Regions from separate parts of the Mus musculus genome. Here region 2 is linked to region 1. A link is a loop called in an ENCODE intact Hi-C map of the cell type or tissue named here. Cell type or tissue: heart. All regions are shown on one strand.

The links. Hi-C counts contacts between places; a loop is a spot of excess contacts. Peaks named below come from ENCODE experiments on the same cell type or tissue, not always from the same donor. Only the 100,000 strongest peaks of a DNase experiment are listed, where the experiment ranks them.
Region 2: it touches region 1 in a loop (2.2-fold over the local background); 2 of 42 quality-filtered maps call a loop at or near these places.

What each region holds. Positions count from the first base shown.
Region 1 is chr11:107,061,006-107,066,005 of GRCm38, reverse strand. It overlaps Bptf (bromodomain PHD finger transcription factor), which reads left to right. Exons shown (of 28, transcript NM_176850.3): 14 at 1-60; 15 at 296-338; 16 at 3,224-3,470; 17 at 4,171-4,322. Among named protein-coding and RNA genes, the nearest start is that of 1810010H24Rik, 38 kb to the right of the region's middle. In heart, no CTCF peak of the experiment used is centred here; a DNase peak (open chromatin) is centred at 2,755.
Region 2 is chr11:107,156,688-107,161,687 of GRCm38, reverse strand. It overlaps Gm11715 (predicted gene 11715), which reads right to left and starts at 4,280. Exons shown (of 3, transcript NR_169178.1): 1 at 4,164-4,280. In heart, a CTCF peak has its summit at 2,414 (motif pointing right); no DNase peak of the experiment used is centred here; H3K4me3 peaks cover 382 bases; H3K27ac peaks cover 1,517 bases.

The DNA.
Region 1 (5,000 bases):
TGAGAGCTGGGTAGCAGAAGAAGAGCTGGAGCTCTGGGAGATCAGGGCTTTTGCTGAGAGGTAACAGTTAACACCTGGTCACATGGGAGCTTCTGCGGTCTCCTCTACCCTCTGATTGTATATGCTAGCTCGGGGGAGTTGGTGTAAGCCTTGTTTCTACATTTAGTGTGTTTCGTTATTCTTAAGTTACCTTAAACATTCATTTAAAAGAAACAGTTCATGCCTCTGTGTGATGCCAAGTCAACCAGATTTCGTTTGTGAACGGTTTCTGATGAGTCGCTCCTTTTCCCTGCAGAGTGGAGAAAGAAAAGGCTCAAGCAGCAGAGCAGCAGACCAAGGTCAGTGGGCAGCAGGGCAGCTTCCCGGGAGGCACTGCACGGCAGGGTGACCTTCTTAACCAAATTCAGGAACACGAAAGGCCCGGGATTATGGCTTCACGTGGGATACTTAAAGTCAAGTGTACCTCATGTTTCATTCTTGAAACTGTCTCAGTGATCCATGACCCTGCACCTCTGCAAACTGAGCATAGTGTGGTGGGACATTGTGGCCTCTGATTGCTGTTACAGTTCCCTGAGTCATCTCTAAAGACTCTTTTCCTGCTGAGCTCCAGTGAAGCCTGTGAAGGAGGAAGCTTCACCAAGGCTCTCAGTTGATTGGAATCAATGCTCCTCGACAAGTCGTTTGCTGGTTTTTCAGCATCCTGTCTGGTGACCCATGTACTGTATCCAAGAATCAGAGGGCTGTGCTTGCTTCTGCAAGTGTAAATCTAGAGAACACTTAGCGTGGGTTTACAACAGAAATGTTGACATAGGTACACGTTTATTTTTATTTTATGGGTATGGTGTTTTTCCTGCATATGTCTGTGTATCATGGTGCACTCCTGGTACCAATGATGTCCAGAAGAGGGTGTCAGATGCCTGGAACCGGAGTTAGAGATGACTGTACCACTATGCAGGTGCTAGGAACAAGCTCTGGTCCCTTTAAGAGCAGCCCTGTCCTGAGCATCTCTCCAGCCCCAGCTGCATATATTTTAAAAACACTTACTTTTTAGGCTTTAAGGTTTTATAAAGCATGTTTTTCAAGCTCTGACCTGTCTTTCAGTTTATTCTGCATCTGTCTATTCACTTGAAATTTGGAGAAATAGCACTATTGGATTATGTGCTGAATTCAGCTTAGGAAATGTACAGAAAAGCATAAGCATCTGTTCCTATAGCAACTGGCATCTGTTCCTATAGCAACTGGCTAGTTGTTCTTTCCTCCCTTTTATAGGTGTATTTTGTCATCTCTGCACCACAACCTAGTTCGCCACTTTTTAATTTGTTTTCAAGTAGCTCTTCATGCTTTTAATGCATTTTCTCTTAGTGCAATACTTGTAATTATGTGTTGTTTCTTTGCTACTATTTTCCTTTGAACTAATTGGATCAGATGATGGTTCTAAGTATGCAGAACAAAGCTGAGAAATAGGGCTGGCGAGATGGCTCAGTGGTTAAGAGCGCCGACTGCTCTTCCGAAGGTCCCGAGTTCAAATCCCAGCAACCACATGGTGGCTCACAACCATCCATAATGAAATCTGATGCCCTCTTCTGGAGTGTCTGAAGACAGCTACAGTGTACTTTCATATAATAAATAAATAAATCTTTTAAAAAAAAAAAAAAAAAAAAGCTGAGAAATAAGCGCTGATAGCATCCTTCCAGTTCTGTTCAAGTATATGGGCTGTCTGCCAAAGCAATGCAAGCAGAGTGCCTGGGATGGTGGAGGAGAGGGGACGCCTGGGGACGCCCTGGGCTCCATAGAGTCTGGAGCATGGTGTCACAGTAGCTCAGGCTCTCCCATACCTCAGTGGGTAGCTCAAGCTGGCCTCAAACTCACGGTAGTCCTCCTGCCTCTGTCTCTCATGTACTTCAGTTACAGACATGAGCCGCCATGCCCAGCTCTTGTTAGTGGTTTTGAGACAGTGTTGGTCTATATCTCAGGCATCCTCAAATTTAAGGCAACCCTTCTGCCTCATACTTTTGAGTGTATGTAAATGGACTTCATCACAGCTCCATCGTGAGCTGGGTCCATGGGTCCCTAGCACAGCCTGTCTGTCAGCCAAGTTTCTTCATGTTTAGCATTTACAAAGCCAGCTAACTGATTTTGGTGACAACTATTGCTACATGAGGTGTACTGCCCAAACACTAGTCGTATTGTATGGAAGCCTGAGCTGTGGCTTAGTGGACCACTGTGGATAAATCCAAATAGCCTTTCATTTAAAACATGCGAGTTGAATTGTCTTTTGTACCTGTTTTGTTTTGTTTTGTTTTGTTTTGTTTGAGACAGTGGCTCTTTGTATAGTCCTGGCTGTCCCAGAACTCTATACATAGAGCTACCCTCAAACTTACAAAGAACTGCCTCCCTCTGCCTCACAGTGTAGGGATTAAAGGCATGTACCATGAGGCTGGGCCTGGTTTTTTAGAGTGGATCCTACACTAAAGCTTAGGCTGGTCCCAGAGTTGGGATTACTCATGTGTCTACCACACCCAGTTTAACCCTGGTTTTACTTATTTTCATTGTAATTTTTTGCAGTGCAGAATAATGACCCCGGGGCCTTGTGCGTGCCAGGCAAGCACTCTGCCAACTGAGTGGTGTCCCCAGTAATGCTGATGGGATTTCCCTCTGTATAAAGCATTTAAAGTGCCTTTAATTACATAGTACATGAAGTATTCCCAGTATTCAGGAGGCTGAAGCAAAAGGATTGCCCCAGGTTCAAGATCACATGGCGTTTGTTCCAGGCCAACTTGAGCTACAGAGTCAGACCCTGGCTATAAATAACAGTAACAGAGTCTCAAAACTATTTTTACTTTTCCATTTAACTTGATGACAAGTTTGCTGACCTGAATAGTAATAGTAAAAACTACTATCCTGCTGTTTATGATGGAATAATCTAAGCTAGCAATGCTGTCAGGCCCAGCCCACTCTTCCTGCTCTGATTAAGAGTCACAGGTATCCTGTCTCCAGGAAGATTTCCCATTCCCTCCTCACTCACTGGATGTTGTATAGAACATTTTGATCATTTAAATTTCTTATTTATGATTAATTTATTATGATGTAGGCACTGGAAATAGAGGCTGGGGTAAATTTCGACAGGTATGTTTTCCTTTTGCAAGTTCAACATCTGGCAAACCCTACAGAATGGGGGTTGCCATGGAGAACTGGAGTTCACTTTTCCTCTCTTGACTCTCAGAAACGTTTGGAGCAGCAGAAGCCTGCAGTCATCGCAGCGTCCACCACGTCCCCAGCAAACAACACAAGCAGCACTGTCTCTCCAGCCCAGAAGGTGATGGTGGCTCCCTTAAGTGGCTCGGTCACCCCTGGAACAAAGATGGTGCTGGCCACAAAAGTCGGCTCGCCTGCCACAGTCACATTCCAGCAAAACAAGAACTTCCATCAAACTTTTGCCACGTGGGTGAAGCAAGGCCAGTCCAATTCAGGTAGAGCCAGGGTGAATGAGTGGAACATTGCTTTTGTTCTGGGTGGGGAAAAGCATTTTCTAACCTTCATTTCCTGAGAGTGTGGTTCTGCCTCTGCCACTGCTTGCGCAGACAGGCTGGACAGTCGTTGTCATAGCTGCTCTTTGTGCGTCTCCTCTCTGCAGTCCTCACCTTCAGTACCCACATAGCCAGGGCACTTGGAGCAGGGGTGTTTTTATTAAATACAGAATGATCTGCATTTCGTGCATCGGTGCCCTTCCTAGAAGTCACTTCGCTGCTGGTTATTTAAATCTAAAGTTTATTAAATGTCTTATACCCCATTAGCCACCAGCACAGCTGCCACCTCTGCTACCACCATTGCCAGCACAGGTCAGACGTTCCAAATTACGGGCAGTCCCGTCACTATGGCAGGAAAAGTAATTACCAAATTGCCACTTCCTGCAAACAGCAAGATTGTCGCTGTAAATGTGCCAGCAACACAAGGAGGTAAGGGAAGCAACCGCACAGAGTTTGAGTTCACCTTCGCCAGATCATGCTGTCGCCATCCTCCATCTCCTCCTCACTGGTTTCAGTCGTCAGGTGTCACATTCTGTGTAGCCCACTCTGCAACCCGCCACACGTAGTTCCTCCTCAGACACCAGCAGCACCCACTGCCTTTCTTTGAAGGGGGTGGTTCATGTCTTCTTCATCTCTTTCTAAGGCATGGTCCAGGTACAGCAGAAGGTCCTGGGGATCATTCCATCGACTACAGGTCCAAGCCAGCAAACCTTTACTTCATTCCAGCCCAGGACTGCAACTGTCACAATTAGGCCCAATACCTCAGCCTCTGCAGGAACCACTACCACATCACAGGTAAGCAATCTTAGTGTACAACGGGATTTCTTTGTTGAGAAATGCTGATGTCACGGTGACATTCCTGTGGCCTCTGCCCCTATCAGTTCAGCCCATCTTCTTTTTTTTTTTTTTGTTTTTTTTTGTTTTTTTCGAGACAGGGTTTCTCTATAGCCCTGGCTGTCCTGGAACTCACTCTGTAGACCAGGCTGGCCTCGAACTCAGAAATCCGCCTGCCTCTGCCTCCCGAGTGCTGGGATTAAAGGGGTGCGCCACCACGCCCGGCTTCAGCCTGTCTTCCTTTACTATGATTTAATCTGTGATGAAGTACTGATTTGGAGATACACACACACACATAATTTTTTTATATTTTTAATGAACCCAGATGGTACATGATGTATTAATTTTGGTATTTGTTTAGTTGCATATTGGTATTGTTTATAACTGTTATTTGCCAATATTTCCTAAAGAAGATTGACAGCCAACACAGGAATGTGCTGCACTTGGTAACTCTGGCACGCTTGGAACTCCTCCCACCTGCAAGCAATTCTCTCTCAGCTGTGCTTTTAGTTCTCCTGTGTTCTTTCTGATCAAGAAGGAAACAGTGAAATACACTGTATGTCAGCTGCTAGGTGCATGTGTTAGATAGAACAAAGTCCAAATGTTCTGACTCTAATTATAAGACTGAAGTAGTGTACT
Region 2 (5,000 bases), 96 kb before region 1:
GTGTGCTTAAAATAGTTAAGACAGTAAATTTTATATCTATTTTGCCTAATTTTTTTTAGAAAAGAAAGTGGTTCAAAAGTTACTTGTGGGCCTGGAGAGATGGCTCAGTCTGTTTCACCCCTAGTATTTCACCACTCCAAGTAATTTTTTTAAGGATTTATTTATTTATGTAAGTACACTGTCACAGTCTTCAGACACACCAGAAGAGGGCATCGGATCCCATTATAGATAGTGTGAGCCACCATGTGGTTGTTGCTGGGGATTGAACTCACAGGATCTCTGGAAGAGCAGTCAGTGCTCTTAACCTCTGAGTCATTTCTTTCCAGCCTTCTAAATAATTTTTAAGAATAAGGTTTTTTGTTTGTTTGTTTGTTTGTTTAAGAAATTGTTTCAAGCCGAGTGGTGGTAGTGCATGCCTTTAATCCCAGCACTCAGGAGGCAGAGGGAGGCGGATTTCCAAGTTCGAGGCCAGCCTGGTTTACAAAGTGAGTTCCAGGACAGCCAGGGCTACACAGAGAAACCCTGTCTCAAAAAATCAAAAAGAAAAGGAAAAAAAAAAAAAAAAAAAAGAAATTGTTTCAAAGTTCCCTTTTAGTTTTTATTCTTTCTTTTGGTTTTTTTTGGGTTTTTTTTGTTTTGTTTTGTTTAAAGACGTGCGCCACCATGCTTATTATTTATTTCTATGTGTATGCAAGTTTTACCTTTGTGTATGTCTGTGCACTGTAAAGCAGTGGTGGTGCACCCCTTTAATCCCAGCACTTGGGAGGCAGAGGCAGGCGGATTTCTGACTTGGAGGCCAGCCTGGTCTACAGAGTGAGTTCCAGGACCCCACCCACTCCCCCCCCACACCTCTCACCCCCCCACCCCCCCACCCCCCCACCCCCCGGCAAAAAAAAAAGTAACAATAAAGACAGGGTTTCTTTATTGTTATCTTCTTTATAACTTTCTTTTTTGTTTGTTGTTGTTTTGGGTTTGTTTGTTTGTTTGTTTGTTTGTTTGTTTGAGACAGTGTTTCTCTGTGTAGCCCTGGCTGTCCTGGAACTCACTTTGTAGACCATGCTGGCCTCGAACTCAGAAATCCGCCTGCCTCCCAAATTCTGGGATAAAAGAGGTGTGCCACCACTGCCCGGCAGAAACCCTGTCTTGAGAAACCAAAAAAAAAAAAAAAAAGAAAAAAAGAAAAAGAAAAGAAAAGAAAAGAAAAGAAAAGAAAAGAAAAGAAAAGAAAAAACCAGTATGCGTGTCTGGTGTCCACAGCAGCCAGAAGGGTGTTGGAGCCCATGAACTGACATTACATAGAATCCGAGTTAACACATGGGTGCTGGGACCCAAACCTGAAACCTCTGCAAGAGCCCCAGGTGCTCTTAACTGCTGAGCCATCTCTCCAGGCCCACAAGTAACTTTTGAACCACTTTCTTTTCTAAAAAAAATTAGGCAAAATAGATATAAAATTTACTGTTTTAACTATTTTAAGCACACAATTCAGTACCCATTAATTTGTTTATTTTTGCTGTACAACCAATGTCCAGATTTTCATCTTGTGAAACCAAAACTACCCACTAAGCAATTGAATTCCTCCTCATAGCAGTCTCTGGCAGTTGCCAGGCTACCCTCTGTGGGGTTTCTTTTGTGTATGGGTGTTTATTAGCATCTGTCAATCACACATAATAATGGGCTTCACTATGGCACTTCCCTGTTTGTCCATACATCATAGTTACTTATTCTCCTTCCTTCCCCTCATTCCTGCTGATCCACTTCTAAGGTCCTTAACTAGTCCCTCTGCTCTCTAGTCCCTCTGCTTGCTAGTCTGTTTGTCTGTCTGTCTGTCTGTCTGTGTGAGTGTGTGTGTGTGTGTGTGTGTGTGAGAGAGAGAGAGAGAGAGAGAGAGAGAGAGAGAGAGAGAGAGAGAGAGAGAGACCCTGTGAGTTCCTCTGGGGTTGAGCTATGGGCATCTGACCCATGGCTACACCACTGAAGGAAAGTGCCTCTCCTTCCCACAGTAACTGAATTAACTGAATGCAGATCCTCTGAGAGGGTTGGAGCCTTGTGAGTCCCTCCTCACTCCAAGACAGGGTATCGCCCAATCCTTCAAAGCCAGTTACAGCCACTGTAAGTTTAAGAGTGCAGTTGGGCCTGGAGAGATGCTCAGTGTTTAAGAGCACTTTTTGCTTTTGCAGAGGACCTGGGTTTGGTTCCCAGCTCCCACATAGTGGCTATAGCTGTCCATAACTTCAGTACTATAGGATCAAACATTGTCTTCTGACCTACAGGGGTCTGGGGGCTTTGTGGTTGTTGTTGTGAGCCTAGCTTTTAACAACTGTGCCATCTCCCAAGCCATCATCCCCATCCTTTTTTATTTTATTTTTTAAGATTTTGTATGTGTGCGTGCAGGTACTCACATAAGCCAGTAGATGGCAGCAAATCCCCTGGAGCTGGAACTAAAGCCAGGTGAGAACCACTTAACATAGGTGCTAGGAACCAGACTCTGCTCCTCTGAAAGAACAGAGTCCTGGCCACAGCTCTGCCCCAGAAACACAAGAATTATGGCCCAAGGCACAATTCTCTTACAACTGGTTTGCCACAAAGCCTCCAGAGCTGCTCACAGCAGTCTATTCTCAGTGCTCTGGCTGGAGTGATCCTGTTAAGACAGAAGACGGGCCAGGTGTGGTGGCACACACCTTTAATCCCAGCACTCCGGAGGCAGAGGCAGGCGGATTTCTGAGTTCGAGGCCAGCCTGGTCTACAAAGTGAGTTCCAGGACAGCCAGGGTTATACAGAGAAACCCCATCTCGAAAAACCAAAAAAAAAAAAAAAAAAAAAAAAAAAAAAAAAAAACAACAACAACAACAAAAAAAAGATATTAAAAAAAAAAAAAAAGAAAGAAGACGGAAGGTGGAAGAGCTGCTGATACAGCTTTGGTAACATACCACAAAATCAACATCAGTCCCCGGAACTCAATCCGGAGAAGCCAGTGGTGGTACATACAATATTCCCCATGCTGGGAGGCAGAGACAAGTGGATCCCTGAAGCTCATCGGCCAGGCAGTCTGTTGTCCTAATCTGAGGTGCAGGCCAGGAAGAAACACTGTCTCAAAAATAAAGGCAGAGCACCCTTAGAAATAGCAAATAAAAAATAAATAAAAAATAAAAGTAAAAGAAAGAAATAACAAATGAGATGATTCTCTGCACACATATGCACTTAGAAACACATATGAGGGCTGGTGAGATGGTTGAGTGGGTAAGAGCACCCGACTGTTCTTCCAAAGGTCCGGAGTTCAAATCCCAGCAACCACATGGTGGCTCACAACCATCCGTAACGAGATCTGACGCCCTCTTCTGGAGTGTCTGAAGACAGCTACAGTGTACTTACATATAATCAATAAATAAATCTTTAAAAAAAAAAAAGAAACACATATGAACCCACACAGACACATGTGCTTAAATCACATACAGGCACACACACAGATGCAGTTATTTTACGTTAAAAATAGTGAAGTGTATCTGTAATCCCATCCCAAGAGGCTGGCCACCTCATGCTTTGCCTCAGCTATCCTCCTGTTTAGACCTCATCTGACACAAATCAACAATGGCAGTAGAACACCTGCTAACACCAGACTGGGGTGTGACTCAATAGTGGGGGGGGGGCGGCGCTTGCCTCCCAGTTTCAAGGCTCTGGGTGCAGTTTAGACCATTAAGCTATCTTCCAGATACTAGTACTAGCTCTCCTTTGCTCAGAGAAATGGCAGGTGTTACCATTATTTCCACCTTGTAGCTGAGGTAATCAAGATCTAGAGAGGCCCAGTGACTGGCCTGAAGTCCCAAGATGGATGAGCTAAGACAGGGCTGTTCACACTAACATTTTGTATGTGTCCTGCCTTCACTGTGCCTTTCCCATCTTTCCCCCAAGCTCTTTCGACCTGCCCAAGAGGTTAAAGAACAGGAACTCATCAGAGCTCATCTCAGTCTGGCTTTGGGAATAAACTGTGCTTCTATATTTGCTGATTATGTGGCCAAACCATTAATGCACTTCCAAGATGCCCCAAGATAGTCCAACAGGGGACTGGGAGCTGATTGTGTCTGCTCAGCATCCAAATTACCTCAATGCCCAGAAATCCAGAAATGCTCGACCTTCCCGCTCCCCCTGCAGCCTCCCCAGTGACTCACAGATGCTTCTGCTGTGGAGTTTCCAGTTTGGGAAAGGAATGTATGCTGAGGCCACGAGAGTCAGAAAAAGAATCCAACCTGGCATCAATCCTGGGCCAGGCATCCCTGGTGTCTTCCTGACAGTGTCCACACCTCCCTACCTCCCTCTCCCCTCTCCCCTCTCCCCTCTCCCTCCCTCTCCCCCTCCCTCTCCCTCTCCCCCTCCCTCTCTCAGCATAGGGTGTGTACTGATAAACCCAGGATGGCGTGAGAGGGTCAGGAAGAGGGAAGGGAAGGGAAGGCATCTCTCTGCCTTCTGTCCTGCAGGCTAATCCTCAGGAGGACAGTCCTTTAGCTCACTGTGTCTGCAGTGGATGCTGTGAGATAAAGCAGTTGCTGTAGAGATAAAGCAGTCTGGAATGGGGGGATCATCTCTGTTAACTACTTTGCCTACACAGGCATAGCAAGAAGTGTCTTTTAACCTTCATATTTGTGGCTAGAGTAATGTAATGGTACAGAGGACAAGGTACTTGCCACGCAATTGTGAGGATCTGAGTTCAAGTCCCCAGGACCCACATAAAGCTGGGTGTGGTAGCACATATACACATCCCAGTGTCCTTCTCTGGGGAAGAGAGGCAGAATCAGGAGAACCCTTGGAAGCCAGCTCATAGCGGCTCATCTCCCATAAGCACCAGCCAACAACAAAGAGAAGCCGTTTCAAACAGCAGAGGTGAGAAGACACCCAAAGTCATCTGACCTCTACTTAAGCACTATGGCACTTCAGACACACAAAAAGGAAGAGAACCGCATTTCTTCAAGCCTGAGCCCACAGATGCACATTCATGTTCATGTCTGTGA